Linked DNA regions of Homo sapiens: regions 2 and 3 are each linked to region 1. A link is an interaction called in ENCODE POLR2A ChIA-PET data of the cell type or tissue named here. Cell type or tissue: OCI-LY7. All regions are shown on one strand. Links, peaks and the distances in the headings refer to the core of each region. The heading gives the core; the rest is flanking DNA.

Region 1 (10,653 bases), core at 1,839-6,838:
CTCCCTTAGGCACGCAGGCTGGTGCCTCCAAGCTCACTTGCCCCACAGTCCCAAGAAATGTGGTGCAGAAAACCAGGTGTGAGCCAGACAGCTGGGATGTCTTCAGACTCAGTAGCTAAGCTATGGAGACGGCTATGACCCCTGCTCTGCCTCCGCCCCCGCCACCCCCTTCCCCCCCCGCCCCCCCGCCCCATTAGGCTCTGTCATTCCTTCCTAGTTGAGTAAAGCATCACATTTTCTTACTGTGTTCCATTTCAGTAAAACATTACTGCTCTTGTTTTATTGTTTAAAAAAATTTTAGTAGCTAGCAAGTTTCCTCAAGGAGGATCTCGTGTTGACTTAAGGATCCTACTAGAATTTTGGATTTAGACTCCTATTGGCTTTTGAATGACTACAATATCACAGGCGTTTTATTTTGAGTGTTCATGTGATGGCGTAGGTAAATCAGTCCGATTCACTGTTTTGCTGCAGTTGCCAAGGTGGCTTCTTATGCCACTGTACAAAACTCGTGAAGTTTCCATGCTGTGGGGTATGGTAGTGCCCTGACGGAGCCAGGCTGGTGATTTTCTTCTACCTGTGCGAGTGTGTTCTCCTCTCCCAAACCTGCACCCTCATAAAATGGTGGCTCTGTCCCAGTCACCTCACACTTATGCTGACGTTTTCTCCACCACAGCCCCTAGTTGGGGGTGACTTTTCTCAGCTGCTCCTGCCTTGGCCCCACCAATCGTTTCCTTGGGTCATCCTCATTCGCCTCCTGGACGATCGTAGAGGCCTCTGGGCCATGTTCCAGATTCCAGGCTCATCCAGGCTGATACATGGTTCCTTGTCTCCTGGATTTGCTGCTTGGTGGATTTCATGGACCCAGTTTCCCCACATGCTTTGCATTCCCACCCTTTCCAGCCTCACCCCCTACCCTTCTCATCCTGCTCCTAACTCCGGATGGATGCCCTCTGTGCTTCCAAGACATGCTTTTCCCTCCTCCCAGGATGCCTTTTCCTCCCTTGAGAATTCCTTGCCTATCTTAAGACTCAGTTCAGGTGGTACCTCCTCAGGGAAGCCCTCCTGAATGCCATGCCCCTTGCTTTACCTTCTCATGCAGGTCCTTGCACTTTAGTCTCATCAGACAGCTTTGTCAGTATTTGTTCACTTCTATGTCTTCAGACTAGTTTCTTTAGCCAGGCACTGAACCTCATCTTGGTGGCGTCAGAGCCCTGTAAATATTGGCTGAACCAAATTAGACCCTGCTGCCTTCCTGCTAAATCCTGTATTTCCTGATAGATTTTAAGAAGTAGAGGCAAAGATCAGGGCATCAAGGTCCATTGTCTTTGCACATGCTGTTCCTGCCTGTGTTCCTTTACACCTCTGCAGCTTCCTTTCTCGGCCCTAGCATCACTTCTGCAAAAAATTGTCCCTGTCCACACCTCCCTAGGTCATGTCTTCTAGAAGTTGCTCTGTCAGGGAGTCAGCTAGGAAGTACTGGTACACAGTGACTAGAGTATTTGATTCATGTTTGGGTCCCCTACCAAATAAGAGGTACTTAGTCCATAGATGTTGGCCTCAGCTCTAAGGTTGCTTACAGTGGGGCTGTAGGAACATAAAAGGATAAGGGTCGACTATATGTGATGCAAATCAGAGGAGGCTTTCTGTGGGCCTGGGCCATACTCAGAACCTGAGAGGGGGCAGCAAGGTGCAGCACCAAGTCCTGAGAAACTGGATTTAGGTGCTGGAGCAGAGCTGAGCAAATGACCCCCTTGATCTCCAGGCAACATTTGTTTCAGGAACCCTTGCCCTTGCAGGAATGTGTATTTTTGCAAGACTTGCAAGGTGACTACAGCCAGCCAACCCTCTGCAGCCCTGCTAACAGACCCTTCGGGGCTGCTCCCAGAGGAGCCATGGGCTGGCCTGGTTTAAGTGGTCAGGTTTCACAACCTCCCCATTATTAGTGGGGCAATTAAGAGGCTGATACCATCTTGAACACAGGTCAGTGTTTTAGAAATGAGTTGTGGGCACACTTCCTCAACTACTTAAAAAAAATTCTCTTAGGGTCCTTGCCAGGTAAGGTTGCTCTTTGAGTAATAAATACTGTGTTCACACAGAAGTAATGATTTGTAAAACCTCCAGAGGGACCACACCATCCTCATTTACACTGGCTCTTGCTTCTAGAGTGGAATGGTTTTGTTTGCAACTAGAAGCAAGTTTGGTTCATAACTTTAATTGTGTCAGTCACTCATACTGAAGTTCTCCCTCCCCTTGTCTTGCTGGTCTAGAAGCCTTTTTATGGAACAAGGAGTTAGGAATCTACTCCCACAGGTTTGTATTTAGTGGCTTTTCCTGCAGTGGGGGAGGAGGGAACATTTCTTGCCTCCTTACCTAAATGGGGTCCACCTTCTCTGGTCTATTATCCCTGGAACATAATTCCTACTCCCCCTGCAAGAAAACACTACTCCTTCAGGAATTCGGGAAGCCAGGATGCTGGCATCATCTTTACAATGAAATGCAAGTTTCCCATTTAAGGCAAATACTTCATCACAAAAGGTAGGAAGGAATAGGGTGGTACTTGGAAAAGAGAAGTTCCAGCTGGTTAAAATTTAGGTTCCTGATAAAAGTCCAATCCAAGAATTATCCTTGGCTGTGGGCCCAGACATGTTTATTTGATTCTGAATTGGATGCATTTTCATTCACTTGCAGCTCATGGCTCCTAAGCCCACATCTGGTCTGCCTATCGTATGGCCATGTTGTCCATGTTACAGATGCTCTTGTGTCTGTTACAGAATTCTTGGTTAAAAAATTACTCAGTCCTGGTTGATACATTTTTTAGAGAGACGTTTTTATAAGCAGTGCAAAGCTTTCTTCCAGCCTGTTTTGCCTAGTTAATTGGGAACTCTTCTGGCCCATGTCCATCTTTCTTGAGCAGCCCTCCCTTCTCTCCCCAACCTCAGCCATCCACCCAACCCCAAGCCCCTGCAGTGCCTGGGGCATTGTGCTAGTTATTAACTTGGGCATATAGCTCCGTGACCAGGAGACCAGCAGTTAACTTTTTCTCCAAGTGACACCCTGGGCCTTCCAGTATCAGAATTGCCTCAGGAGCTTGTTAAAATGCAGATTGAAAGCTAATGGGATCAGAGTGAGAGTGAGGTGGAGCCCAGGAATTGGCATTTTAACAAATTCTTTTGAGGATACGCATGCTGTAACCAGGATGAGACCTATTGTTTTAGGGGACAGGGGTCCCACAATCCAAAGAAGGGGAGAACACACATTCTAAACATTTAAAATCAGAGTTTGGCTTTAAATTATGTCACTGGCCTTAGAGAAGAATGTGAAGACTTTCTCAGAGCCCTGACCGATAAAAGGGGTCAGGCTGGGTGGGGAGTGTGAGGATGGGAGGAGCAGGGAAGCGGGGCGGGGGAGAAGCTAGTTTGGATGGGTGCCTCTGGCCTGGGGCAGATGAGGAGGCCTGGAGTGAAGAGGACTTGACACTTCCCCTGAGTTCCTCCCTAGAACAGCTGGGTTTGTCTGAAAACAGTCTCAGGAAGGAGTAGCACAGGATCCAAATCAGATTCTCAGCAGTTCAAATCTTACAACTTCCCAACAAAGGAAAGAACTGCTAGTGCTTTTAAGTATTTTTCATGCTTCATTTGGCCTAAAACATGTTTTTTTTTTCTTTTTTAAAGCTTTCAAGGCTTTTTCTTCCTCTGTCCCTGAACTTTTTATATACTGTGCCCCAGCAGGTGTCTGCTCCTGCTGGGGCTACCCCATCAACAATTTTATTGTCCTCCTTCATTCCCCGCTGCCTCTTTTTTTGAGACGGAGTTTCGCTCTGGAGCCCAGGCTGGAGTGCATTGGCATGATCTCAGCTCACTGCAATCTCCGCCTCCCAGGTTTAAGCGATTCTCCTGCCTCAGCCTCCCGAGTAGTTGGGATTACAGGCGTCCACCACCACACCCAGCTAATTTTTGTATTTTTAGTAGAGACAGGGTTTCACCATGTTGGCCAGGCTGGTCTCGAACTCCTGATCTCAGATGATCTGTCCACCTTGGCCTCCCAAAGTGCTGGGATTACAGGCGTGAGCCACCGTGCCTGGCCCCCCACTGCCTCTTCAGCCTGCTTCTGATGGATGGGTTTTTAGGCTTCTAGAACTTGAGCCTCCACCCTTGATTTGTAAGAATGTGGGGTGAGGAGAGGGCTCAGCTATCAGGGAGCTTGACAGGTTGAGAGGTGCAGTGGCCTTAGAGCAGACCTCTCTCTGGCCACCCTGCCCTGGCAGCCAGACCTTTTCCATTTCCCATCTACTCCCAAATTTGGAGAGCTCCTGCCCTCAGTCAGCCGGGGGGCTGTCTGTGCTGGAGCTACAGGCCCCATCTCCAGCCAGCCAGACTTGCCCAGCCAGTGGGAGGCATTGTCCTCCTGGGCAGTGTTTGTCTTGGCTGCTTGGATGTTCTGAATGGGCCTGACACACGATTAGGTGACTGATGGCCTCCGAAACACATTGTCTCCTCCGGGGCCCACAGCCTTTGAAGCTCTTCCCGGTGGGAAGTAAAGAGACTATTTGCTCTATTAAAATGCCTTGGTATTTCCTCTGTTTAACCACAGGCCACTTCCCCTCTGCCACTCTAAACCCGGCAGGGCCACCGGCTGATTGAAAAGACACAAGCCCTCAAGTGATCACATCCTATTGAAACAGATAGTCTTACTGCAGATTAAAGCTAGGGCCAGTCTTGAAGAAACAAATCCAAGGGGGGAATCTTTGAGATGGCCCATTATCTTGCTCAGAATTTAGTCTGTTGAACAGAATTCACACTTGAAGTCCTGAGTGCATAAATGTAAATGTGTCTTTAAAAAAAAAAAAAAAGAAGAGATATCGACATTGTAAATTAAGTCAGTGTGTGTTTTATCTATATATGGCAGGTTAAAGCAATCCAATCAACAATTTCTCATTGTGTGAGTTGGAAACCCTTTGGTGTCTGGGAAGGGCATGTTGTCTGTTCATAGAAAACCACACCCTGCTGCTTTCTCTATTTGCAGATTCTACCTGTTCAGTCATATGCTGAAAAGTCCAAGTAAGAAAGAAGTCTGTAGCTTAAATAATACCAAGAATATCTCTGGGGAGACTCCTTCATCCTTTCCCAAACAATATATTAAAAGAAGGCTTTTAATTAATAACACCAGGCAGGAAACTAAAAATTGAACAATTTAAAAAATTACCTACATAACAAAAACTCCATTTGTACCATGTTTTTGTGAAGTGGCCTAAAAAACGAATAACTAGTTTCTAATAGAGACTGTTAACATTGATGTTTGCAACTCCATTGTTCAAAGTATCCATGATAAAAATGGATTCCCTTTTCTTTGGTTCCTTGTTTGGAAATGTTGGGGGAAGGTGGATGTAGCTAATTAAGGCTACAACATTTAAAGGGGGGGACTTAATAGGTACCAGCTGTCCTCAACAAATCACTGGGTGGACGACAAAATAAAGATGTGATGTGAACACACATGTAATTCTCTTCTAAAACGGAAATGGGCTCATAAATTTTCTGATTTAATAGTGTAAATGAAAACTACCTCTACTGTGCTTATTTAAGAAGCATTCATTTTATGGTAAAACTAATGCTAAAATGTCTTATTTGCATATGGCTGGTACCTTAAGACTTGAAAGGGCAGTAGATGGCAAGTATTATTGGAAGCTTAGTAAATTGTAATTTTATTGTACCTTTCTTCATTCCATACCTGATCTAATAGACGTTAATCATGAGGCTTTTCATTAAAACTACTACATGGTAGGGAAGCATGCTTGAACGTACCAGAAAAGCCATATAAAATTCAAGTATCAACTTTGAAAACGGAATGGAAATTGGTAGCATTAATTAAAATGTTTGGATGGATATTTACATTTCACACATTAAATGAATACTTCATATGAATCCTTTTGAAATCATGAGGGATTAGGCCTTAAATACAACTTTTTTTCAGATGTAAAAAGTACTTTATTGCCTTCAAAACTAGGAGTTTTTCCAAGTGTTCTGTTTGGTCATTTTTGTAGATCTTTTCCCCCCATTGAATAGTAACCCTTTAAAAAATGCTGGCAGTGTCCCCAGACTTCTGTGCTGCGATGGACTGTTTTACTCGAGAGTGGGAGGGTTAATGGGATAAAGGGAGGGCTTCCTTGGAACGAAGAGGTGTGTTTTCCTGAGATAGGCCATATGGTTTAGAAACCCTTTCCCTGTGATTTTATTCTGTCCGGGTGATTTCTGGTTTCTTCTCTCCCAAAACGGCCCCCTTTTATCTGAGGAAAATGCAGTGCAGTATGGACCAAATGTAGCAGCAGTCCGCCGCCTGAGCGTGGTCTCTGTTGAGTGACGGTTTATGGCCCCTTCCTCTGGAGTGTGCACATTTGCTCTGGGTGCAGCACAGGCACTCACACGGTTAGGATTTATTGTAACTGTTCAGTATCTGAAGCTCAAAAAGACTTATTTGGAGTGAGGAGGCAGGAGACCCTTTTTTTGAGCAGCCACCCTGTGTTAGGTTGTGGGACCAGTCCCCCGTCCACAGTGGCTGCCTGTCTGGGCCAGGAGCAAGACAAAGGAGTAGGGGCCTGGACAACAGGGAAATTCAGGAAGAGATTCTGGGGCCACAGTACCGAGCACTCCCCGTCCTCTCTCCACACTTCCCTACTCATTCCAGAGAAACTTGAACGGGCTTCTGCTGCTCCTCATCCTAGAACTGCCCCCGTGAAAAGCAGTTTGTTGACATTCAACTGCCTGAGGCCCTGCTTGAGGCCACCTTAGAACTCTGGCTTTTTAGCCCATGTCTCAGTTGGTTCCCAGTATCTCTGGCTTTTTGCTCTGCCTCAGTTTCCCCTGCTTTGGAGGAGGCCCCCTTTTCTCTGTGAGGCTTCTCCATACCACTCTCTAGCTTTCCCATGTGCCACAAAGCCTGGCCGACCCCATCATCCCTCCAGATTTCATGAGAATGTGTCCAAACATTGCAGTGATGCATTGAGAAACAAACAAATTTGATGTTTTTATAGGAAGAAATTGAATTTCAATGGTTCGTGGGAGGCTTAGATGAAGAAGACAGGTCTTACCAAAGGGACTTTGAGCAGGGCCTGACCAGTGAGTGGACCCAGGCGCTGGGGGGACAGTTTGGGCAGAAAGTAAGATGTGGGCAAAGCTGGAGAAGGGGGCTCATTGGTCGGGGGATGGTAAGGTTGAAGATATAGGTACTAGATAACAGGGCACCTTGAAGTTTGCCTGTGTATGTTCTGTCAGAAGTGGTGAGGCTTGGAAGATTTCTCCAACAGGTGAACGGTTTGATAAGAGGGACACTCAGTGGCCATTCATTCATTGAGTGAATATTGGTGTGTTCTGTGTGTTAGGTCTGATTTCTAGAGCTTAGATTTTATTTTATTTCCAGAGACAGGGTCTCTGTCACCCAGGCTGGAGTGCAGCAGTGGCGTGATCATAGCTTATTGCAGTCTTGAACTCCTAGGCTTAGGCAATTCTCCTACCTCAGCCTCCCGAGTAGCTGGGACTACAGGCACGTGCCACCAAGTCTGGCTAATTTTTTACATTTTTTGTAGAGATGGGGTTTTATTATGTTGCCCAGGCTGGTCTTGAATTCCTGGCCTCAAGCGATCTGCCCACTTGGGTTTACAGACATGAGCCACCATGCCTGGCCAGAGCTTAGGTTTTAGTAGGGGAGACAAATAGGATAATGAAGTATCAGACCTGACCATGCTCTTTCCAATAGCAACTTGCTGCTCACTGTCCTCTTTTCTTCACTTTTTCTCTGCCGAACTTTTCACCTTGGGACATACATAGTATTTTCTTTGTCCATCCTTCTTCCCCGTTGCAGTGTCAGCTCCATGTGGGTGGGGTCTTTACCTGTTTTGTTCCCTTCTGCATCACGAGAACAGTGCCTGGCACATAGTAGGTTCTCCATACATGTTTCTTAAATGACTAAGCACTCTACAGGAAATTAAAATGAGGCAATAAGAGCAATGGGTGTTTGCAAGTAGACACTCTCCAATGGCCTCTCTGAGGAGGTGACATGTCAGTCAAGCAACTGTAATAAAAAGTTCCTCTGGGCAAGGAGTGGTGGCTCATACCTGTAATCCCAGCATTTTGGGAGGCCAAGGCAGGCGGATCACCTGAGGTCAGGAGTTCAAGACCAGCCTGGCCAACATGGTGAAACCCTGTCTCTACTAAAAATACATAAATTAGCTGGGTATGGTGATGTGCACCTGTAATCCTAGCTACTCAGGAGACTGAGGCTGGAGAATCACTTGAACCCAGGAGGCGGAGGTTGCAGTGAGCCAAGATCGTGCCATTGTACTCCAGCCTGGGCAACACAGCGAGACTCCGTCTCAAAAAAAAAAAATTTCCTCTGAAATTGCTTTCTTAACATTGGCTAATCATGTGGCAGTTAGTGCTGAGAGTAGCATAAAAAATATGCTTAATTTATTCATTCACACCACAGTTATTGGCACTCCTGCCAGGGGCCACATACTGGTTAGAGGCTGGGCTTCAAGCCAGGTTCCCACTCATGACAGGGAGAGTGTGGGCTGGTGTTGTGTGGGAGCCACACCTGGCCGAGTGTCTGTTGCTTGAGGGGGTTGCTTGGACTGTCTACTTTACCCTGTGCTGTGGATGAGAAAAATGTGAAAAGTTACTGCTAAGCACTAACTAAGCATCCCGGTTTTGGACTTTCTGAAACGATGTGAACGGAACAAATCTCACTCCCTGGCAGCAGCCCTCAGTTTGTATGAAACTTTGTCTTCTTAACAGAGGTGCAGGTCTCGTTTTTGTTTGCTTCGTTCCCCTCTGGTGGTGAATGCATTTCATTTTCTGAAGCCACTTGAAGGTCTGTCCATAATCAGAGGTGCTCTTTGCCTTCTTTCCGGGGCTGCGGATTTGCCGGCCAGCTGTGGAAATGAGTTTTTGCCCGGCTTTGATTTTCATGCCTTGCCTCCCCGTGGGAGGAACTAGATATTTCTGATCTTACCTCTGCTCATATTCAGATCCAGCCAAGCAATCAGTGACTTCCCGGGCTTTTTTGTGGGAGACTGTGGGAAAAGTCCTGGTTGGCTGGCTATGAATTAATGAAATCCTTAGAAGGCTTCACTAAAGATAGCTCCTGTGGCTTACAAAAAAAAATGGCATTGCCTTTTTAATTTGAGAAGGACGTCATGGAGTTTTACCAAAATTAAGCAGAAAAAATGTAACATCTGGTTGTGCTGGCGGAAGACTGCTTCAGGGCCTCTGGAGCTATGAGTTCCCAGTGCTGGCATGCCCAAGGTGACTGTCACCTGCCCCTATAGTGCTGCTATGGACAGGCCGCCTCTCATTGTTCTCCTCCTTGGGTTTTGAAGTCATTGAGAGACAAATTCTACCTCCCACATCTTTTCACTTGAGCACATTTCCCATCTACTGAGCTTTCTTATTTTACTTAAAGGGTCACACATTTTTAAAAGTACAGAGTTTTCGAGTTGATCAAGACTAGTGTAATCATTGCTTTTATCTCATTAAAAAAGGATGGGGGTAGATAATGGGGGCAGCAGGCCAGCGAACTTTTAAAGAGTTCTAAAAAGGAGAGTGAGAATGGTAAATTGCTGGAGAAGAGTTTTAGGGAAAGGCATATAGGAGATTTTAAATGGATTTATGACGTGTATGTATGTGTGTGTGTGTGTGTGTATATATATATATATATATATATAATTTTTTTTTTTGAGACAAGGTCTCACTCTGTCACTCAGGCCGAAGTGCAGTCATGCAATTATAGCTCGTTGCAGCCTTGAACTCCTGGGCTCCAGCAATCCTCCTGGCCCAGTCTCCTGAGTAGCTGGGACCACAGGCGTGTGCCGCCAAGCTTGGCTATTTTTTTACTTTTTTTTTGTTAAGACAGAGTTTCACTGTGTTACTCAGGCTAGTCTCGAACTCCTGGCCTCAAGCAGTCCTCCTGCCTTGGCCTCGCAAAGTGCTGGGATTACAGACATGAGCCACCATGCCCTGCCTAGAGCATACGTTTTCTGAAACGATACAGGAAGATGAAGTTGTTGCCATCCCAACCCCCCAACCCCTCAAGCAGGCAGCTAGTCACCTGTACAAAATACAGGTATATATAATATATAAAATGTAAATATAAATGTATATAGTGTGTAAAATGTATGTATATAATGTATAAAATACAGTCACCTGTATATTAGAGTCCCTTACAGCCCCACATGGGGATTCCCCATTATTGTGCTCTTTCTCCCATCCTTTGTATTCTGAAAATTTTCGAATCTGTAGAAGAATTGAAATAACAGTAAAATGAACACCCATTTCCCCTTTGTCTAAAGTTACCAATTCATAACGTTTTGCTACACTTACCTCACTTGTCCTTTTAATGTCATTCATAATTTCTTTCTGCATCACATTCTAGGGGGCAGAGAAGGGTCACTCATTGCTTTTTGATGTCCTGTCTCTTTAGCCTCCTTTAATACAGAACAGTTCCTCTACCTATTTTTCGGTCCTTTATAGCCTACACATTCTGAAGAGTCAAGGCCACTTGTGTACACAATTTGGATTTTTGATTGTTTCCTCATGAATAGGTTCAAATATTTTGACAAGACCCCTCTAAAGGTGATATTGTGACTTTGTTGGATTTTACATATCA
Region 2 (10,653 bases), core at 2,335-7,334, 540 kb before region 1:
TGGTCAACCGAGCAGTCTATTTTTTTTTTTTAATTTTTTTACTGTTTCTTAAGTTGTGGTTCTGGGATGACACATGAGAATTTGCATTTTAACCATTTCCCAGATAATTCAAAAGCCTTTAATTCAGGAACAGCAGACTTTTCTGTTTCTCTCTGATTTACTCCAAAGAGCAAGTTTAAAAAGAAGTCCAAAGTGCCCAAGCATAAGATTTTCAAGCCCTTTTCATAATTATCTTCCAAAAATAGTACATCATTAACTTCACCAACTCTCCCTGCTAAATAAAAAATCCAACATTACATATTAAGTGTCAATCACCAAAAGTCAAGTAAGGTTCCTCTTCTCTTCCCACATCAAAGTTATTTGGAATACTGAGAGAATTTGAACAAAGTGAATGCTGAGTACTACTAGTCTTTCTTCAAAAGAACAAACCTATTTTCAAGTCTGTTTTTATATAAAAGTAATTAAGAAGTCAACTCTAAACACAAATTTGTTTCTAACTTCTACATACTATTTGAACTTTCTGATGTAGTTTTGCACATGGTAAAAGTTCTAATGAAAAAGCTGACTTACGTCAGTTACAAATTGCATTTGGCTGCCAGTGACAGATCTAAGTAACAGTGCCTTAAACAGATAAGTTAGTTTTTCTTGTGTGACGAGAGGTTCAGAGGCAGACTGTTGCTGGCATTGGTTTGGCACCTTATGGATGTGACTCTCTTGATATTTTCTTTATAGTCCCAAAATGGCTGCTGAAATTTTGGCCTTCATGTCCAGGATGGCAGTAGGAGGAAGCAAAGGGGTAAAAGGGCAACAAGCATGGGCGAGGTGGCTCATGCTTCTATTTCCAGCACTTTGGCAGGCCAAGGCGGACAGACCTCTTGAGTCCAGGGGTTCAAGACCAACATGGGGAACATGGAAAAACCGCATCTCTGCAAAAATACAAAAATTAGCTGGGTGTCGTGGTGCATACTCATAGTCCCAGCTACTTAGGAGGCTGAGGTAGATCAATTGAACCCACAGGGCAGAAACTGCAGTGAGCTGAGATAGCACCGTTGCACTCCAGCCTGAGCAACAAGTGAGACCTTGTCTCAAAAAAACAAACAAACAAACAAAAACCCCAAAAACAGAAAACTCCAAAAGGGCAACAAGTACTTACTTTATTTATTTTTTTCTGCTTGCTTCTTGAAGGATATAACCAGGTATTCTGATCAGCACTTATTTTTCATATGGTTACATATATCTTCAATGGAGTCTGAGAAATACAGTATTTTACTTGGGATCAGTACCACCCCAGATTTAACCAGCCTGTATTACATACATATTTGTGTGTGTGTGTGTGATGTGTATCTGTGTGTGTATATATATGTGTATGTATGTGTATGTATATGTGTGTGTATATATACATATATATATATATATATATATATATATATATTTATTTATTTATTTATTTTTTTAGAGACAGGGTCTCAGTATGTTGCCAAGGCTGGTCTCGAACTCCTGGGCTTCAGTGATCTTCCCACTTCAGTCTCCCAAAGTACTGGGATTACAGGCATGAGCCACCGTGCCTGGCCAGCCTGCATTACTAAGGAGAAAGGGAATAATGGATAATGGCTGTCTTGGTCAGCTCTGCTGCCCTAACAAAATTCCACAGACTAGGTTGCTTAAACAGCATGTATTTATTTCTCACAGCTCTGGAGGCTGGGAAGTTCAAGATAAAGTGCCAAGCAATTCGATTCTTGGTGAGGCCTGTTTTCCTGGCTTGAAAATGGTAGCGTCTTCACTGTGTCCTCACATCCTCACATGGTGGAGAGACAGCAAGCTCTAGTCTCTATTCCTCTTCTAGTAAGTACACTAATCTCATCATGGGGGGACCCCCACCCTCATGAACTTATCTAAACCTAATGACCTCCAAGAGACCTCACTTCCAAATACCATCACATTGCGGGTTAGGGCTTCAATGTATGAATTTTCGGGGAACACAAACATTCAGTTCATAACATTTTACTCCTGCCCCCCAAAATTCATGTCCTCTCATGCAAAAATACATCCATTCCCCCAGGCGCAGTGGCTCAGGCCTGTAATCCCAGCACTTTGGGAGGCCGAGGCGGGTGGATCACGAGGTCAGGAGTTCGAGACCAGCCTGACCAACATGGTGAAACCCCGTCTCTACTAAAAATACAAAAAATAGCCGAGCGTGGTGGTGCACACCTGTAATCCCAGCTACTCAGGAGGCTGAGGCAGGAGAATCGCTTGAACCCAGGAGGCGGAGGTTGCCTTGAGCAGAGATCACACCACTGCACTCCAGCCTGGGTGACAGAGGGAGACTCCGTCTCAAAAAAAAAAAAAAAAAAAAAACCATTCCATCCCAATAACTCGAAAAGTCTTATCTTGTTCCACCATCAACTCTACCTGAAGTTGAAACACTTATTTAAATACCGTCTAAATCAGATATGAGTGACACTTGAGGCAGAGTCAACCTAAGACAAAATTCCTCTCCAGCTACGATCTTCTGAATCAGATAACTATGTGCTTCCAAAATACAATGGTCACACAGGCATAGAATAGATACAGTAGTTTCCCCTTTTCCATAGGGAATATGTTCCAAGGCCCCACAGTAGATGCTTAAAGCTGCAGATAGTACCAAACCATATATACACTAAGTTTTTCCCTATATATAAAACATCATAATGATAAAGTTTAGCTTATAAATTAGGCACAGTAATAGATTAATAATTGATAACAAATGTAACAAGTATAACAATACTGTTCACAATTTCACAGATAGATTTGTTCTTACTGTAGATCTTAACAACCTCAGCATATGAGTTTTTTCTTTGCTTATTAAGTCAAGAACTTTTGGCCAGGCACCGTGGCTCACACCTGTAAACCCACCAGTTTGGGAGGCCAAGGCAGGAAGATTACTTGAGGCTAGGAGTTTGAGACCAGTCGGGGCAACATGGGGAGACCTCATCTCTACAAAAAAAATACAAGCATTAAGTGGGTGTGGTGGCCTATGCTTGTAGTCTCAGATACTTGGTAGGCTGAGCTGGGAGGATCGCTTGAACCTGGGAGGCTGCAGTGAGCCATGATAGCGCCACTGCACTCCAGCCTGGCAAGACCCTGTCTCAAAAAAAAAAAAAAAGAACGTCTACCTTTTCACTTAAAAGAAACACTTTATGGTTTCTCTTTGGTATATCCTAATTGCCAGCATCACTGCTCTTGCACTTTGAGGCCATTCATTTTTAAGTAAAATAAGGGTCACTTGAATACAAGCACTGCGATACTGTTAACAGTTGATCTGATAATGCAGACAACTACTAAGTGACTGACAGTAGAGTTGCATATAACAGGGGTCCCCAGTCCCCCAGGCAAGGGACTGGTACTGAACTCCATGGCCTCTTAGGAACCGGGCCACACAGCAGGAGGTGAGCGGCGGGCCAGTGAGTGAACTTCATCTGTATTTACAGCCGCTCCCCATTGCTGGCATTACCGCATGGGTTCTGCCTCCTGTCAGATCAGCAGTGGCATTAGATAGATTCTCATAGGAATGCGAGCCCTATCGTGAACTGCGCATGCAAGGGATCTAGGCTACCTGCTCCTTAGGAGAATCTAATGCCTGATATCTGTCCCTGTCTTCCATCACCCCCAGATGGGACCGTCTAGTTGCAGGAAAACAAGCTCAGGGCTCTTGCTGATTCTACATTATGGTGAGTTGTATAATTATTTCATTATATGTTACAATGCAATAATAATAGAAAGAAAGTGCACAATAAATGTAATGCACTTGAATCATATGAAAACCATCCCCCCATTCTGGTCTGTGGAAAAATGTTGGGGACATATACAACATGGATACCGTGGACAAAGGGATGATTCACTTCCTGGGCAAGATGGACCACCCTGGGATTTCATTATGCTACTCAGAATGGTACATAATTTGAAACTTAAGAATTTTAAAAATATTTTTATATTTTTATTCTTTCTTTTACCTTGCAGCTCCAGTTCAAAGGAATTAATGTATTATTGTTATTATTATTATTATTATTAAGACAGAGTTTCGCTCTTGTTGCCCAGGCTGGAGTGCAATGGCATGATCTCGGCTCACTGCAACCTCAGCTCCCTGGGTTCAAGCAATTCTCCTGCTTCAGCCTCTTGAGTATCTGGAATTACAGGCATGTGCCACCACGGCTGGCTAATTTTGTATTTTTAGTAGAGACGGGGTTCCTCCATGTTGGTTAGGCTGGTCTCGAACTGCCAACCTCAGGTGATCCACCTGCCTCAGCGTCCCAAAGTGCTGGGATTACAGGTGTGAACCACTGCGCCTGGCCTATTTCCTGGCACTTCTATGCCTTATAAGGAAAGACTACTAATTTACTGTGCATAATCTAAAGTTTTGTTTTCTGACTCCTTTTTATCTTTTCCTTCTATTCTATTAACCTATGGTGTTTTGTTTTCTGCTCTTGTCATGCTCTGCCTCAAGCAACCTCTTTGTTCTTCTTATTTGCTTCTTAGTCTGGGAAACCAGACAAGTAAATCTATTAAAATTATGTGTAAATTTATTATTACTTTTAAGGCTAGTCAAAGCAGTGGGAGTAGAAAAGGAACAAAGAAATCTCTAATTGGTTGCGCCACTGCACTCCAGCCTGGGTGACGGAGCAAGACTTGGTCTCAAAAAAAAAAAGAAGAAGAAATCTCTAATTGGTAGTGTTCAATTAGTTTCAATTAGTTGTAAACACCACTGCACTTGGACCAGCCAGAACTATGTGTAAACCTAGACAAAATAACTTATGAGTGAAGACCTCACATCTCTTTGATTGAAGAGTATGCATTTGATTATAGTCTCCGTTTTGCATTTTGGCTTATATTGAGCCTATTAAACCCACTTCCTAGTGCTAACTGCATCAGACAGTTGGAAAAGTAACCTTTATTTTTATTTTACTTATTTTTTTTTAATAGAGACAGGATCTTGCTCTGTTGCCCAGGCTGTAGTACAGTAGCGTGATCATAGCTCACTGCAGCCTTGAACTCCAGGGCTCAAGAGATCCTCCTGCTTCAGCTTCCCAAGTAGCTGGGGCTATAGGTGTTGGCTACCATGCCCAGCTAATGTTTTAAATTTTTTTGTAGAGATGGAGTCTCCCTATGTTGCCCAGGCTGGTCTCTAACTCCTCCCACAGTTTGGCCTCCCAAAGTATTGGGATTACAGGTGTGAGCCACTGCACCTAGCCAAAAAGTAACCTTTAAATAAGTGGAGTGTTATCTTTACTTTCTTAAGCTAAGAGTGCATTACACTTAAGAAACATTTTTATGTTAACTTTTCATGTATTCATACAAGTGACAGTAAAAGGAAAATTCTTTAAAATAAGGAAAGAGCAGTTCAAGATGCTTTTGTTTTGTTTTTTTTTTTTTTTGTTTTTGAGACAGAGTCTCGCTCTGTCGCCAGGCCGGAGTGCAGTGGCGTGATCTTGGCTCACTGCAACATCTGCCTCTTGGGTTCAGGTGATTCTGCTGCCTCAGCCTCCCAAGTAGCTGGGACTACAGACATGTGCCACCACGCCTGGCTGATTTTTGTATTTTTAGTAGAGACAGGGCTTCACCATGTTGTCCATGATGGTCTCGATCTCTTGACCTTGTGACCCGCCTGCCTTGGCCTCCTAAAGTCAAGATGCTTTTTTAAAGTGCATTCATGGCCGGGCGCGGTGGCTCACCCCGTAATCCCAGCACTTTGGGAGGCCGAGGCGGGCAGATCACGAGGTCAGGAGATTGAGACCATCCTGGATAACACGTTGAAACCCTGTCTCTACTAAAAATAAAAAAAATTAGCCAGGCGTGGTGGCAGGCGCCTGTAGTCCCAGCTACTCAGGAGGCTGAGGCAGGAGAATGGCGTGAACCTGGGAGGCAGAGCTTGCAGTGAGCCGAGATCGTGCCACTGCACTCCAACCTGGGTGACGGAGGGAGACTCCGTCTCAAAAAATAATAATAAAATAAAATAAAGTGCATTCATTCATTCATTAAATATTTACTGAGTGCCTGCCACATGCCAGGCATTGTATCAATAATAAGAATGTAAAAACGAAAACAAAAAAACAGCTCTTCATTATTTTTTCTTTCTTTCTTTTTTTTTTGGAACGGTCGAGGGGACAGCATCTCACTCTGTTGCCCAGGCTGTGCAGTGGTGCAATCACAGCTCACTGCTGCTTTGACCTCCTGGGCTCATGTGATCCTCCAGCCTCAGCCTCCTGAGTAGCTAGGACTACAGGTGTGTGCTGTCATAATTCTGGCTTTAAAGAATCCTCTTGCCTTGGCCTCCCAAAGTGCTGGGATTAGAGGTCTGAGCCACCACCACACCCAACCACCATTTTTTAAAGCTGTCACAACCTGGGAAAACTTCATAGTGCATTTTATTTTTTATTTTATTTATTTATTTTTTTTAGATGAAATCTTGCTCTGTTTCCCCGGCTGGAGTATAGTGGTGAAATCTTGGCTTACTGCAACCTCTGCCTTCCAGGTTCAAGTGATTCTCCTGCCTCAGCCTCCTGAGCAGCTGGGATTTCAGGCGGATGCCACTATGCCCAGCTAATTTTTATATTTTTAGTAGAGATGGGGTTTCACCATGTTGGCCAGGCTGGTCTCGAACTCCTGACCTCAAGTGATCCGCCTGCCTTGGCCTCCCAAAGTGCTGGGATTAAAGGCATGAGCCATGGCGTCTGGCCCTGATCGTGCATTTTATAGTTTTCTTTGGCTGGATCCTCCCTTCAAAATCTGTATTTGAGCATTTTTGTCTTCCAGAGAAGTACAGCAGTAAACTTAGTTTTCTATTGATAACACATTGGTATTGGGCCTCTGTGTATATTTCCATGTATTTTTTTCACCACCGCAAGTATAGTTATGTCCCAGCAGCCCTGGCAGCATTTACCTTAAGTGCAAGAGGGAAGTCCCCTGGCTGCCCATCTAGGTAAATATCTAGGACATTTGGACTCCCTGTGGGTCCTTTTGGTAAAACTAAGCCCAGAGACCTGATAATGCATTTCACAATTCACACCATTGTCTGATGCTCAACCTTTTATTTTTTCTTTCTTCTGTTAAAACTATTGAATTGCCAGGATTTTGGTTAGGGGTGAGTAGAGAAGTTTGGAATGTTTTTAATCCTGTGTTCCATGTTCTTGGTAATATTAGAAGAGCAGCAGAGCCATGAATCTAGTCATGCTCTTGGCTAACACAGTCTACCCTGACTTAAGTGCTCCTCACATGAAAAGAGATCCAGGGCTTTAGTTGACAGTAAATACAACCTGAGCCAGTGATGTGACCTGGCTGCCAAAACAAGTAAATGTGATATGAACTGGCATTAAAAGAAGCCTGGTGGCTGGGACAAGGAAAGGAATAGTCCCAGAGTACATTCTGCAATGTTAAGATCACACCTGGAGGATGGTATTTCCTCCCAGGCTGTAAGAGTGATGTTGACAAGTTGGAGTATGCCCAAGTTGGGCAACAGGATGATGAATGGCCTAGAAACTACATCTTTTGAGGAACGGTTGGAGGATGTGGGGTAGTTACCCTGAAAACTAGAAGGCATGTGGGTGTGGGATAACTATTTTCAAACGTTCGCAGGGTTATCATGTAGAAGAGTTGGACTCTTCTGTGTAATCTCAGCAAGCACAACTTAGACCAATGGGTGTGTATTACAAAGTAGCTGATTTTGTCTCTGTAAAGGGAAGAACTTTCTAGCCCTTATGAACACCCAGAAAATAGTAGCTCTGAAAGGTAGTTACTTAACTTTATTTATTTATTTATTTATTTATTTATTATTTTTGAGATGGAGTCTTGCTCTTGTCGCCCAGGCTAAAGTGCAGTGGTGCTATCTTGGCTCACTGCATCCTTCACCTCCCGGGTTTAAGTGATTCTCCCACTTTAGCCTCCCAAGTAGCTGGCATTACGGGAGCACACCAACACACCTGGCTAATTTTTTGTATTTTTAGTAGAGACAGGGTCTCACCACGTTGGCCAGGCTGGTTTCAAGCTCCTGACCTCAAGTGATCCACCTGCCTCAGCCTCCCAAAGTGCTGAGATTACAGGCGTGAGCCACCACGCCCGGCTATTTATTTATTTATTCATTGAGACGGAGTCTCCCTCTGTCGCACAGGCTGGAGTGCAGTGGTGTGATCTCAGCTCACTGTCACCTCTGCCTCCCCAGATCAGAGGATCCTCCCACCTCAGCCTCCCAAGTAGCTGGGATTACAGGTGTGCACCACCACACCTGGCTAATTTTTGTATTTTCACTAGAGACAGGATTTCACCATGATGGCCAGGCTGGTCTGGAACTCCTGACCTCAGGTGATCCACCGGCCTTGGCCTCCCAAAGTGCTGGGATCACAGGCTAGTGACTTAACTTTAATAGAGAGTGTTAGAAAAGAGGCTGGCTAACTGAATGTCAGAAGATCCATGAATAGGAAGTTTGGAGAGATGATCCTATCCAAGATCCTTTCAGAGTCAAAGGTTCTTTTGATGAACCATAAGAAGGTGTCAGTACCTTGTTCCTCAGCTCCCATTAACAACAGAAACTGTGTGAAAATAGACTGTAAGGCAGAATGTCAAAGTTACGAAGGTAGAGGGAAATAAAGCCATAGCTGCTTTGTTTACCCTAGTGGTTATTCTGTTTCTGTGTATAAAGATTTAAGTAATGCTTTTTTCTGTTTTTGTTTTTTTTCTCCCCAAACAAGTTTTTTACTTTCAAAATTCTCTAGAGCTTTGGTGTGCTTTCTTTCTTTGGAAACTTCTGGCTCTCCTAATATGTTGTTTTCAGGGTACTGTATTTTGACAAGATCATCCTTAACCCAATATTATAAAGCAACACTTCACAGAATCGCAGTTTGTGTCTATGCGTCGAAGAACCAGCCCTGTGGAACAACTTATGTTCTTTTTTGGTGCTGGTTTTTGACACAGGGTCTTGCTGTGTTGCCCAGGCTGGAGTAGAGTGGCACAGTGATGGCTCACTGCAGCCTTGACCTTCTCCTTAACCCAATATTATAAAGCAACACTTCACAGAATCGCAGTTTGTGTCTATGTGTCGAAGAACCAGCCCTGTGGAACAACTTATGTTCTTTTTTGGTGCTGGTTTTTGACACAGGGTCTTGCTGTGTTGCCCAGGCTGGAGTAGAGTAGCACAGTGATGGCTCATTGCAGCCTTGACCTTCTGGGTTCCAGTGATTCTCCTATCTCAGCCTCTCAAGTAGCTGGAATTATAGGTGTGTGCCACCATGCCCAGCTAATTTTTAATTTTTTTTTAAGAGACGGGGCCTCCCTATGTTGCCCAGGCTGGTCTCAAACTCCTGGACTCACGTGATTCTACCGCCTCAGCCTCCCAACGTGCTGGGATTACAGGTGTGACCCACTGTGCTTGGCCACAACTGGTGTTTTGAGATCATTAATAATTAATAATGAAGTAGCATCTGGTAAAATGTGTACATTAGGATAGCTTAGCTTTTCCCAACAGTCAGTGAGGTGAGTTAGTAATCATCACTCTCATTTACCAGAAACTGGGTTTTGGAGCAGCTTGCCTACCACGATCGTGGTAGATTCTAGCTGGCACTAGAATCCAGAACTTTTGACTTCCACGCCAGTGTTCTTTCTAATACAAAAGGCTACTGTTCTTTCCTAATACTGGGTTTAGAGCCTTACTTGATCGCAGAATACAGTTTTTCCTCTTTTAACCACAGCAGTTCTCTGGAGTAGGATGGCAGGCTACTTTGGCCAAAGACTTGGCCTCTAACTTAAGTGCTGTCCCTAAGTTCATTTTTGTCTAAAGGAAGTCTCCAGCAAACGTCACTACTGATGTCTGTGCATACTTGACCACCTCCTTGAAAACAGGGACGCTAACACTTGCTCCAAAAAAAAATTCTAAGAATGTTAAGAGGGCAGTATTTGTCAAATGGAATGGATTTCACTGGGCAGTGCAGCAAAATGCTTAAGTTCTGCCGTGTTTTTTGTTTTGCGTTGTTTTTTAGAGACACAGTCGCGCTCTGTTGCCCAGGCTGGAGTGCAATGGCTGTTCGCAGGCGCGATCATAGCGCGCTGCAGCCTGGAACTCCTGCTCAAGCGATCCTCCTTGAACTTAGCCGGCCTCAGCTTCCCAAGAACCTGGGACTACAGGCGTGACACCTCGCTGGTTTACTCATTTTTCTGTTGAGGTATTATTGTGTGTTTCCTACTTTTACTATGCTATTTATACTCAACATAGTAGGTGCTGAATAAATACTAGTTAGTATCCTGGCTGGTCCAATACTCAGTAAAAACTGATCTCAGAATACGAAGCTGCTTGAGACCAGGCCCTTGCCCCAGTGTTCAGAGATCCACAGGTTGCTGTGGAGGCCAATCTGCCCAACCTGGAGTTCCAGAAAGGTCTGGGGATGTGTGTTGAGTGAGTCACAGACAGCCAAACTAAGAAAGGAGGAGGTGGTAGGGTGGGGAGGCCTTGCTGGAGAAGGAACAGGTGAGTGAATGCACAGATCTCTGAATCAGCAAACTGAATGAGTGAACCGCAAGCCGATATCGGAGTTGTCATACTTGTTGGGCTAGTCATGTAACCTCCAGGACCTCCATTTCCTTATCTGTAAAAAGAAATAAATAGTCTACTTATTTGCGATTATGTGAAGATTCAAT
Region 3 (10,653 bases), core at 2,578-7,577, 200 kb after region 1:
CCATTTCTGAGGTTCTGTGATTTTTTTTTTTTTTTTTTTTTTGAGACAGTCTTGCTCTTTCACCCAGGCTGGAGTGCAGTGGCACGATCTCGGCTCCCTGCAACCTGTGCCTCCCGGGTTCAAGTGATTCTCATGCCTCAGCCTCCCAAGTAGCTGGGACTACAGGCATGCACCACCATGTACAGTAATTTCTGCATTTTTTTAGTAGAGACGGGGTTTCACCATATTTTCCAGACTGGTCTCAAACTCCTGACCTCAGGTGATCTGCCTGCCTCGGCCTCCCAAAGTGCTGGGATTACAGGCGTGAGCCACCGCATGCAGCCTCTGTGATTCTTTTTTCCCGTAATTTATGAGGAAATAAAGAGTTGGAGTTGCAGCCATGGCATGAGTAGAATGAAGCTGAGTGTGACTCATTGAGCCATAGAAATGTTATTGGGATGTCCCTTTGTTCAAGAGAGAGACAGGCCAAAGTGATGAGCTTTCTATTCTGCAAACTACCTCTTCACAGTGAGCTTCTCCACAAAGAATTGGGTCTTCACCTGGCTAAACACCTGCCAGTCTCTCATCAACTATGTCCTAAAAACAGAAACTAAAAAGATGTTTAAGTGAAAGAAGCCATTATCTTCTTAAGTGGTTCAATCAGAATAAAAATACCTGGCACAGGTGGTACCACATTCGGCACAGATTTCTCTTAAAAAATATAGCTGTTTGATTTTTCTAGTTATGCTACAATTGTTCTGATGGATAAAGAGAGGTAAAACGAGAAAAGACGAAAAAAGTTTCGTTAGCAAGATGTTCTGGGTTAAGAATTCAGACAGTAAAATATTTAAAACATATACAACTTGCTGACGAAGGTGGTAGTCTTTGAGAAGGGAAAGTGGAGTTAGGAAATTAGAAAAGAGAAGTCTCTTTTCATGGTTACCTCAGGTCCAGATTTGTGGCCATGTTGTTATCTAAAACAAATATTCATAACACATTGAAGCCTTTGTTTTCTTTTGTGTATATTTTACCCAGTCCTTAAGAGTGAGATGTAAATTTCATTGGCCCTCCAATATGAGCCTCACCAATGATAATGGTAACTAACATTTACCCTTACTGGGTTAAAGAAGGAGTCTTCTCATAATGATAATAGCTAATTTGAGTACCTACTAAGTGCCAGACTCCCTGCTAGCCATTTTTTTTAGTACATGAATTTATTCCTTCAATTTTGTGAAAAGGGATTATTAGCCCCACTTTACAGATGAGAAAATGGAGGCTCAGAGGGAGTAGAGAGTAGGGAACTTGCTTGAAGTCCCCCACCAAGAAAGGGAGGGAGCCACTATTAGAACCCCAAGCTGGCTCTTCCCTAAACACCATGTTCTGAGCCCCACACAGTGCGCAGACAGCAGGAGCAGTCTAAATACATGTTCAATTCTGAACCCATACTAAGAAGCTGTTGTATAAGTGGTCGCTAAACCTCTTCTCAAGGTGACGAGAAACAGTCACATTTGTTTTCACATGGTGGGAAAATAAATTCTGCACTAACCCTAAGGCCTATTGCTGCTGACCTTATTCTGTTTGATTCCAGACACATACACTTGAATTTGAGATCATTCCCTAACTGAACCTTGAATGCTGATTTTTCTCTGCTACTGTGGGCATTTCTCCATTTCTATTATGAGCTTTCCCAAGGGTGGGGAGCTTGTGGCTTTTCTTTCCCACCTTTTGTAAGGTTGTAACCTCCCTCCACAATAGCAGCCCCCCAACTCCAACCCCTCCAACAATCTTGGAAGTTTCTCTCTTGCTGCTCACCCATCCCTGGCTTTCCTGTGAATCCCTCTATGGAAGTGGTCATACTTATCCTTGTGACATCTGTGAGACACTGGGAAATGCTGCCTAGACAGAAGGCTGTGCTTTGTAACCATGTGTGTACACCATGCACAGCCTGCTCACATGAGGAGCCTGAGGGCTGGACACAGACGATAGACACGCCCTCCAAGCCTTGTTCAGAAGCTCAGCTGAGTGTCTTTGTGTCTGGGAAACCTGCAGCATCAAGTGCTATTTTCTCACTTGGACTTTTGCTGATTGTGCAAAATACTGCTTCTACAATAGAAGAAATATACCCAGGACTGAGAGGCCCCTCCTTTGGTGAGGACCTGGTGTTGGTGCTTCCGTGATGGTGCACTTTATGCTGCTAGGATCCTTCACCAGCTTCATCAAGAAGCCTTCTCATCAGTATGGTTCTCCTTCCCTGAATCTGTGCATTAAAGCCACCTGGGTGGTAGTGTTTGGCTGGGGAGAAGGAGGAAATTATCAGGAGGCTATTATGGTATCAGGATATAATTTTCAAACATTTGTTATTATTTTTAGAGACAGGGTCTCCCTCTGTCACCCAGGCTGGGGGGCAGTAATATGATCATAGCTCGTTGCAACCTCAAACTTCTGGGCTTAAGCAATCTTCCTACCTCAGCCTCCCAAGTGGTTGGGACTACAGGCAGGCACCACAATGCCCAGCTAATTTGTTTTTATTTTTAGCGGAGATGGTGTTTCCCTATGTTGCCCAGGCTGGTCTTGAACTCTTGCCTTCAAGTGATCCTCCCACCTTGGCCTCCCAAAATGCTGGGATTACAGGCATGAGTCTTGTGCCTGGCCTAGAATTGTTAAGAGGGACTGTAGCTAATGTGAATGACCGGAAGCCTGAATGGTGGTGGGATGAGAGGAAGGTGGGAGCTAACAATTAGGGACAGCCCTTCTCTCGGTAGGTCTCCTGGCAGCTTCTCCAGCTGACAGGGACACTTAAGTTGCCCAACAGTATCCCGAATGGACAGATTTGCTCTGATGCTTTTTCTTTGGCTATGAGGCCTGATGGTGGGAAGCCCTGCTAAGCTGCTGCCCTCCCACAAGGAACCCCCAGGCAGCTTTCTTTCAGGGGTATGCTTTGCCCTGTTTGGGGGGACTTCTCTTCATGTGAGAGGGACTGCATCCTCTGGATCTGGAGTCAGACACATCTGGGTTTGAATCCCAAATTGGCCACCAAATAGCTGTGTGACTTCTGGCATGTGGTTTAACCTCTCTGAGCCTCAGTTTATCTCATCTATAAAATGCAGTAGTGACAATGTTCCCACTATATCATATTACATAATGTTATATAAAATTATGATGTAAGATTATTTATTTAAATGTATGTAATGCCATTATAATATATTGTGTATAAAATGTTATATAACACTGTTATAATGCTGTCTGTATGTCATGTATTTACATTATAACATAATAAGCTACCTTATAAGATTATTGTGAGACTTAGAGTACCTAAAGTGCTTAGTCCTGGGCACATCTGTAATTGAATCTGTGTTAATTATTGTGATAATTGACATTATGTGTGATCTTCTGTGGATTGCAACATGTAAGATAAAGACACATTTACTCAGAATGTTCTGGTATATATTGTTACTTTAGAAGCAATGAATTCCATCAAATAGTTAGGAAAGCAAAGCCCAGTTATGACTGAGAGGGAAGGGAGTGGTATCCAGGGAGAAGTATTGTTGAAATCCAAAAATTTTGTTTTAAAACAGACATTTATTTTCAGAAGGACTTAGGCCAACATGTAACTTAATGGAGAAGGGTATGAAACATAAATAACCACCCACATGTTCTCTGTCTTGCGATCTTATTAGCCTGGGTTTTTATTGCTTACGTGTGGGTGAAGAGGAGGTTGAGGCAGGAGGGGGCCTGGTTTAAAGGCACATCAGGTGGGAGTTCCCATAGTTTTGGTGAGTTGCCCTGGCTCTTCTGTGTCAGCCCTGCATCCTGGGTTGAATGCTGTTCTTGGAGCTAGGTGTTGAGAGAGAAAGGGGGACAGGGGCACCACGCTGACAGCTGGTAAAAACAGCAATGACAGAACCAGAGTTAGAGTCCTCATCTCATCTTGACTCAACACAGAGGGTATTATTTCCCCTGTTTTGCATGTAAGAAAACCAAAGCTCAAGAAATTAAGCCTCGTGTTCAGAGTCACAGCGCTAATAAACACCATGGTATTTGAGGTCAGACAACTAAGAACAGAATCCCAATTTCATCTGTGTGATCAGAATCAAAGCACTTAATATCCCTAGGCGTCAGTGCTCTTATCTATAAAATGGGTACAATAATGCATCCTAACTCACAGGGTGAGAGTCATGGGATTAACTATGTAAAATATTAGCATATGCTTTTTAAAGTGCTCAGTATTGGTTAGTTGCTGCTATTATTGTAATTACCTTGTATTTTATCTCTTTTGTATGGTAGAGCAATCAAGATTTTTACTCAGCTCTAACATACCACAAAGCCTGTACACTGGTCACTACATGCTTTCTGCCTTGCATTATTGCTGATTACAGCAGAAAGGTCAAGGTAAAAGTGACTATTGTGTAACCAACCTTTTGGGGTTTGTTTGTTTCTGAGATGGAGTCTCGCTCTGTCACCCAGGCTGAGTGCAGTGGTGCAATCTCGGCTCACCGCAACCTCTGCCTCCCGGGTTCAAGCGATTCTCCTGCCTCAGCCTCCCGAGTAGCTGTGATCACAGGTGCCCACCAGCATGCCTGGCTAATTTCTGTATTTTTAGTAGAGATGGGGTTTCACCATGTTTGCCAAGCTGGTCTTGAACTCCTGACCTCAAGTGATCTGCCTGTTTCGGCCTCCCAAAGTGCTGGGATTACAGACGTGAGCCACCGCACCTGGCCAGCCTTTTGGTACATCAGTGACTAAAGCCCCAGGAAAAGTCCAAGGTGGATGCTTTTCAGAGATGCTTTTCAGCAAACATGAAATCTGAATATCCATATTGACAGACATCACATGTTTTAGGGGAGTAATTTATCCATAAAAATATTGAAAAAGGTATTCCTGTAGTTATATTGGCAGCTACAAAATTTGATTAGGAGACAGAAATAAGGTGCTTCTGGTGTGCCTGGAGTCTCTTTGTGCTGGTCTGTCTTGAAGCTGCCTCCACTGCCTCTAAGGAAATTGATTCATGTTGAGAGGTTAACAGGTGAGGAAACCAGTTTCAGCTTGTTACGCGGGGGCTAAATGTCCCGTTGATGGTTGCTTTAAAAACCTGGAGCTCAAATGTACCCCTTGTTGGAACTCCCCAGCATGTCTGTGTGACAAGGGAGAGTTCCAGGCTGAGCTGAAGCTATACATCTCCTGATAGTGTCCATGTGGGAATTGAGTCTATGTGAAAATTCAAGACAAAGATTGGGAGTCTGGTCTGACTTTTTTATTGCATCCAGGTTGCGTGTTAGATTTTATTTTACTTTATACAGATGAAGGGCTATTTTAAGGGACTCTGGGACTTTCCTGCTGGGGAACTGAGAAGGAGTTTGGGGTGAATTTGGCTGCTGAAGATTGCAGAGCTGTTGAAAACTCCATCCACCTTGTTTGGGCCATTTCTTGAGGCATCTCTCTTTTTGATAAACCTGCATTTGAAAGCAGTGACTTCCTCTGAATATCCAACCACTGAATAATGAATACATTGTCTTTTCTCTTCTAGGCCTAAACGGCAGCGGCAAAACAACTTTCCCATGTTTCCCTCTCCTAAAGCCTGGAATTTCAGAGGGGTAAGTGTTGCCCTGGGTAGCCCCTGCTGTTAAATGTCCTATTATGGATACATGCTCTGGCCTCCAGAACGGACGCTGTTAGGGTTGGTTTTACTAATCAAAGTCTCCATCAGGAGCGCATCTGTGCTTTACCACTTGGGGAAGTCACACTTGAATCAGTGGTTGTGGGTTAAGTAAAAACTCCAAGTGGTGGCCAGGCGTGATAGCTCATGTCTGTAATCCCAGCACTTTGGGAGGCCAATGTGGGAGGATCGCTTGAGCCTAGGAGTTTGAGACCAGCCTAGGCAACATGGCGAAGCTGCTACTCTACAAAAAAAAATATGAAAATTAGCTGGGCACGGTGGCATGTGCCTGTAGTCCTAGCTACTCAGGAGGCTGAGGTGGGAGGATCACTTGAGCCCAGGAGACGGAGGTTGTGGTGAGCTGAGATCATGCCACTGCACTCCAGCCTGTGCAACAGAACGAGACTCTGTCTAAAATTAAAAAAAAAAAAAAAAAAAAAATTCAAGTGGCCCAGTAAGCTTCTGCTGACATTCACCTGCCCTGAGGGTCTTGGGCTGCAGGAAGCATCTTGTGAAGAAGCTAAGAAGTGTCAAGGTTGCTGAGGCAGGCATTGGGGCTGTTTTCTTTGGAACCTGGAGGGAACCAGTGTACAATGAAGGAAAAAAGAAATCAGAAATGTAGAGTTTATTAATCTGTAGATTTATGCCTTCACAGGGAGCTTTGTTTTCCAGAAGGAGAAGTCTGTAAGCTTTAAACAGATTTTAGGAATCATAAAATTTGACCAAGCACAAAGCAATCAACCTTGCTTGGGAGATATAGAGGTATAGGAAGGGTCAGATTGAACTTCTTGATGCAAGGTTGTCTTCCTCAGCATAATAGTGATGATAATAATAATAATAGCCACAGTGTATGGAGGTCCTGCTGTGTGCTAAAGTGAATTCTAGCGCTAATCTCAGGAGCAAAACTTGCATCTGTAGAGAATGCTCTGAGCTCTTTTTCACTTCCAGGCCTTTGCACATGTTCCTTCTGCCTAGAGCACTCTCTTTGCCTAGCACCACACTCCTACACACACTGCTCCGGGCCCACACACTTTACCCACTGGGTCTCAGCCTTGACATCACCTCCTCTTGGAAGAAGCCCTCATGACCACCCCCTGAATCTGAGTTCCTGAATCTCCTATGTACCCCTGCAGTTTCTTACTATTGTGCTTAGTCCTTACTGAAATTTAAGATTGGAAGACTCAGGCATGAAGAGTGTAGCAACCTTGTCTTTCTCTCTTGTTCACTACTGTATCTCTGGGCCTAGTACAGTGCCTAGCACATGTATGCTTAATTAATTTGTCAGATGAATGAATGGAATGAATGAATACCTTTCTCACATCCATCTGATACCAAATACTTTTCTTGCATCCATCCACATGTTACCTTTAGATTGCGTTTCAAGTTCAGGTCTTTAGTCTTTTTAATACTGTTCTGACTGGTTCTATTCACACTTTAAAATCTTGTATAGATCTCAGTCATTTTCTCCAAGTGTCTTATTAAAAATAAATATAGATCATGGAACTATTTTAGCTCAGGTTACAATATGCTTTTTATTGAGTACAAAGAGAAATGTGTTGACTTCTGAAATAGATGTGCATGTCTTACTGAATGCAAGTCATGCACTTCCTAAGTCATTTATGGTTTTGTGGGTAGGATCTCCATTTCTCAAAGTGTATCCAGTTGTGTGATCATAACCATTAAGTACAAAAGGCTTGTGTGGTCAGATCTATTTGGGACATACTGAGTGTATTAAACTAAATATGCTCGCTACTGCAGGGCTTCTCAGAGCCTTTGAAGTGTTGATGTACGTGGAGACTCCATAAGGAGAACTGGTGGAGTTTGTAGCATTTCCCGAAGTCATTGATCATGAAATCCCTTGTTGACCAAGTAGATTGTATGCACTTTGGAATAGCTGACATTAACAGTCAATTTTGAACTATAGAGAAATTAGATCTCTTGTGAGCAAGTTAGCCTTTTTGAAGGCCTTTGTTTTCAGTGCTTGCCCTATCCATCCTCCCTTCAGTATTGCTCCCCTTCTGCTCCAACAATGGTCATTAGCCAAGGCTTGTGGGTACACGTGGAGTGACCAACCATCCAAGTTTGCCCAGGGACTGTCCTGGGTTGAGCACTGAAAGTCCTGCACATCATGAAATTCCCTGGAACCAGGCTAACTGGGACAATTGATTACCCCACCTATGGCCACGAGACCTCTTCAACTGTTTTCCCTTGAAAAATGTTCTGTGAATTTTTAAGCACGACTCTGGTTTATAGAACTTGTTACTCAAAGGAACCTGTTAGATACATACTTGGTTTAAGTGACCCTCTGTTTGCCCCATCCTTGCCAAATCTCTCTAACACAACAGTCACATTAATTTGCTGGGCACTGTGGCACACACCTGTAATCTTAGGGACTCAGGAAGATTAGGCAGGAGGATTGCTTGAGCCCAGGAGTCTGAGTCTAATCTGAGCAACACAGCAAGACTCTGTCTCAATAAATAAATAAAATTTAAAAAAAAGTAATAATTCACTGCAGGAAAACAAACAAACAAAAAAAAAAAAAACACCAACCCTGCCCCTGGCTAATTGCAACCAAGTGGGTTTCAGAGTTCAATGCAATGTTGACTTCAGGTTCAGCCCTCAAGTTCTTAGCTAGCTCACAAGATTTTCCCAAACAGCAAAAGTTGTCAGTTAGGTGATTAGGCCATTTGTGATGTTTATCTTGATCTCCTGTCCTTGCCTTGATTTCTTCTGGGCCCTGAGGCTTATTGGTAAAATTAGACAAACTGACATCAAGATATACCAGAGGGAGACAGTTCAGGGCCTGGCCAAAGGCCAGATTCCTCCTTGGCCAAAACTGATCTCTCTTTGCCTCAGAGTGTAATCCACAGTGACATGGTCGGGGATTGGGGAAGGGAACCCAACCAAGTGGAAACACCCTCACTCCCAGCCAGGACACACTTTGTAATTGTCATTATGGTAATTAAAATTGAAGAACGAGAAGGATGCAGAATGTCAGGATGAAGACATGTGAGGCATCATCTAGCTGACACATCTTCTGTAATGAAATCTGACTCCCAGGTCTGTTAGGCCAGGATGTGCATGCTGTTCTAGGGCAGGGTGTGCTTTTTGTGAACACTCTGCTTTCTTCTTTATTTAGAAAGGGAGGTTTCAGAATCTCTATGCTAGCAAATTTTCCACATTTATGTATGTGTCGGAGAAAGCCATTGTATTATCAGCATTTGCAATTTCATTCCTCTTGCAAAGAAAAGGGATCCAGGCCGGGCGCAGTGGCTCATGCCTGTAATCCCAGCACTTTGGGAGGCTGAGGCAGGAGAATCATTTGAGCCCAGGAGTTCAAGACCAGCCTGGGCAACAAAGCAGGACCCTGTCTCTGAAAACAGAAACAAACCCCAAAATTAGCTGGGCGTGATGACCTATTCCTGTAGTCCAAGCTACCAGGGAAGCTGAGGTGGGAGGATCACTTGAGCCCAGGAGTTTAAGCCTGCAGGGAGCGATGGTTGCACCTCTGCACTCTAGCTTGGGCAACAAAGAGAGACCTTGTCTCAAGAAAAAAAAAGAAAAGAAAAAAAAAAAAAAGAAAAAGGATCAGTGTTTGTTCACCAATGTCCTAGGCACTTGTGAATTTAAGGGGATGGGGTGGGGGACGAGGTGATGGTGAGAAATGGTTTGGAAAAGGCAAGAGAAGAAGGAACCATATTGCTCTCGAGGAGAGGTACAGTGGGAGAAGCTGGTAGGCAAGATCTGGGTGGCTGAGGAGCAGACTTTTTGGGAGAAGAGAGATTTCAAAATAACTTTAAAGAAAGTCTTGCTGAGTGAGTTGTATTGCACCCCCGTCTTTGTTTTCCCTGGAAACATTCCCTGCAGACCTCCATTAGTCCTCAGACATTAGGAGTTGCATTTGTGTTTTTCCTTTTTTATGCTGGAGTGTTTGGCTGTAGAGAGGCTCAGAAAAGGCTATTGACACTCATATTACATATCCCCTCTCCTTACCAAGTGGTTTAGCCCTTTCCCGGATTGTCATCTTCATTAATTGCAGGGTGCATTCTGCCCTTCAGTTCCCATGCTTGTCTAAGGAGACAGAGGCCCTGGGTGTTACCAACCCTCCAGGACTTTCCCACCCTCCTGAGCAAGGTGTGGCACTGTGCCCACCACTTACCAGACCCATAGGTGCTGCAGATGCATTCACCAAGAGAAGCAGAGAGGATGGTTTAGGGTGGAGTGGACATGGAAGGAACAGTAGGAGAAAACCTCACAGAATGGGAGGAATGAGAAGGCTGAGAGAGGAGGAACCCTGGGGGGTGTCTCGCTGTGAGGCAGCTTCTCCATCAGGTACTCACTGCACATCTGCTCCCATCTGGTTGGGGCAGTGCTGAGCTCAGAGTCCAGAATTTCCACCCTTCCTTGTGAAAATATTTGCTGCAGCTCCTCCTGTTGGGGTGGGGTGGAGGCACTGAGGCTCAAGGAAGACACACACCCTAGAGCTGTGAAAGTCTCTGGAACACAGCTCCTGCCATTGCCTGTAAGTTAACTAGGAAATGCTTAACCAGGACCTGCTGTGAAAGGCATTGTTTTAGGTGCCAGAACTGAGGTTTTAATTAAATACAGACCAAATTTCAGAGCCCTTTTTGTCTTGTCTCCTTCTCCAGTGCCTGGTCTTTACTTTTGTCTAGTCCATTTGAGAAGATTTTCTAGACTCTGGGGCTTAGAAGTAACTTTGGACATTGTAGCCCTGACCTTTTAATATTTAGACAAAGAAAATGAGACCTTGTATATTAGTCAGGACTCTGGGTTATAAGTGATAGAAACTCAGTTAAAACTAGCTCAAGTATAAAGGGAATTGGTTGCTTATGTGACTGAGGGAAACTGAGGTGGGTAAGCTTCAGGCACAGCTGTTTCCAGGTGTATTCCTTTTCTCAGCTTTGCCACTCTCTTGGTTTGTCTTCTCCTACTGCAGATGGATGTTTTTGAAGGAACAGGGTGACCATAAATGGCCACACATTTCCAGAGGCAAGAGAGAT

Evidence for each region. ChIA-PET counts read pairs that join two places held together with the same protein. Peaks named below come from ENCODE experiments on the same cell type or tissue, not always from the same donor. Only the 100,000 strongest peaks of a DNase experiment are listed, where the experiment ranks them.
Region 2: POLR2A ChIA-PET joins it to region 1 with 7 read pairs; 2 of 35 experiments call an interaction of 5 or more read pairs at or near these places.
Region 3: POLR2A ChIA-PET joins it to region 1 with 10 read pairs; 1 of 35 experiments calls an interaction of 5 or more read pairs at or near these places.

The regions. Positions count from the first base shown.
Region 1 is chr3:57,153,320-57,163,972 of GRCh38, reverse strand. All of the region lies in intron 1 of IL17RD (interleukin 17 receptor D), which reads left to right. It overlaps LOC105377101 (a long non-coding RNA gene), which reads left to right and starts at 9,918. Exons shown (of 2, transcript XR_940865.3): 1 at 9,918-10,653. RefSeq lists enhancers at 3,685-4,368, 4,369-5,054. In OCI-LY7, for the core only: no CTCF peak of the experiment used is centred there; a DNase peak (open chromatin) is centred at 4,632.
Region 2 is chr3:57,693,764-57,704,416 of GRCh38, reverse strand. It overlaps DENND6A-DT (DENND6A divergent transcript), which reads right to left. Exons shown (of 2, transcript NR_135550.1): 2 at 7,766-10,601. Among named protein-coding and RNA genes, the nearest start is that of DENND6A-DT, 5.9 kb to the right of the region's middle. In OCI-LY7, for the core only: no CTCF peak of the experiment used is centred there; no DNase peak of the experiment used is centred there.
Region 3 is chr3:56,953,740-56,964,392 of GRCh38, reverse strand. It overlaps ARHGEF3-AS1 (ARHGEF3 antisense RNA 1), which reads right to left. Exons shown (of 3, transcript NR_046572.1): 3 at 3,539-3,813. It also overlaps a transcript of ARHGEF3 not described here. Among named protein-coding and RNA genes, the nearest start is that of ARHGEF3-AS1, 19 kb to the right of the region's middle. In OCI-LY7, for the core only: no CTCF peak of the experiment used is centred there; a DNase peak (open chromatin) is centred at 5,004; H3K27ac peaks cover 670 bases.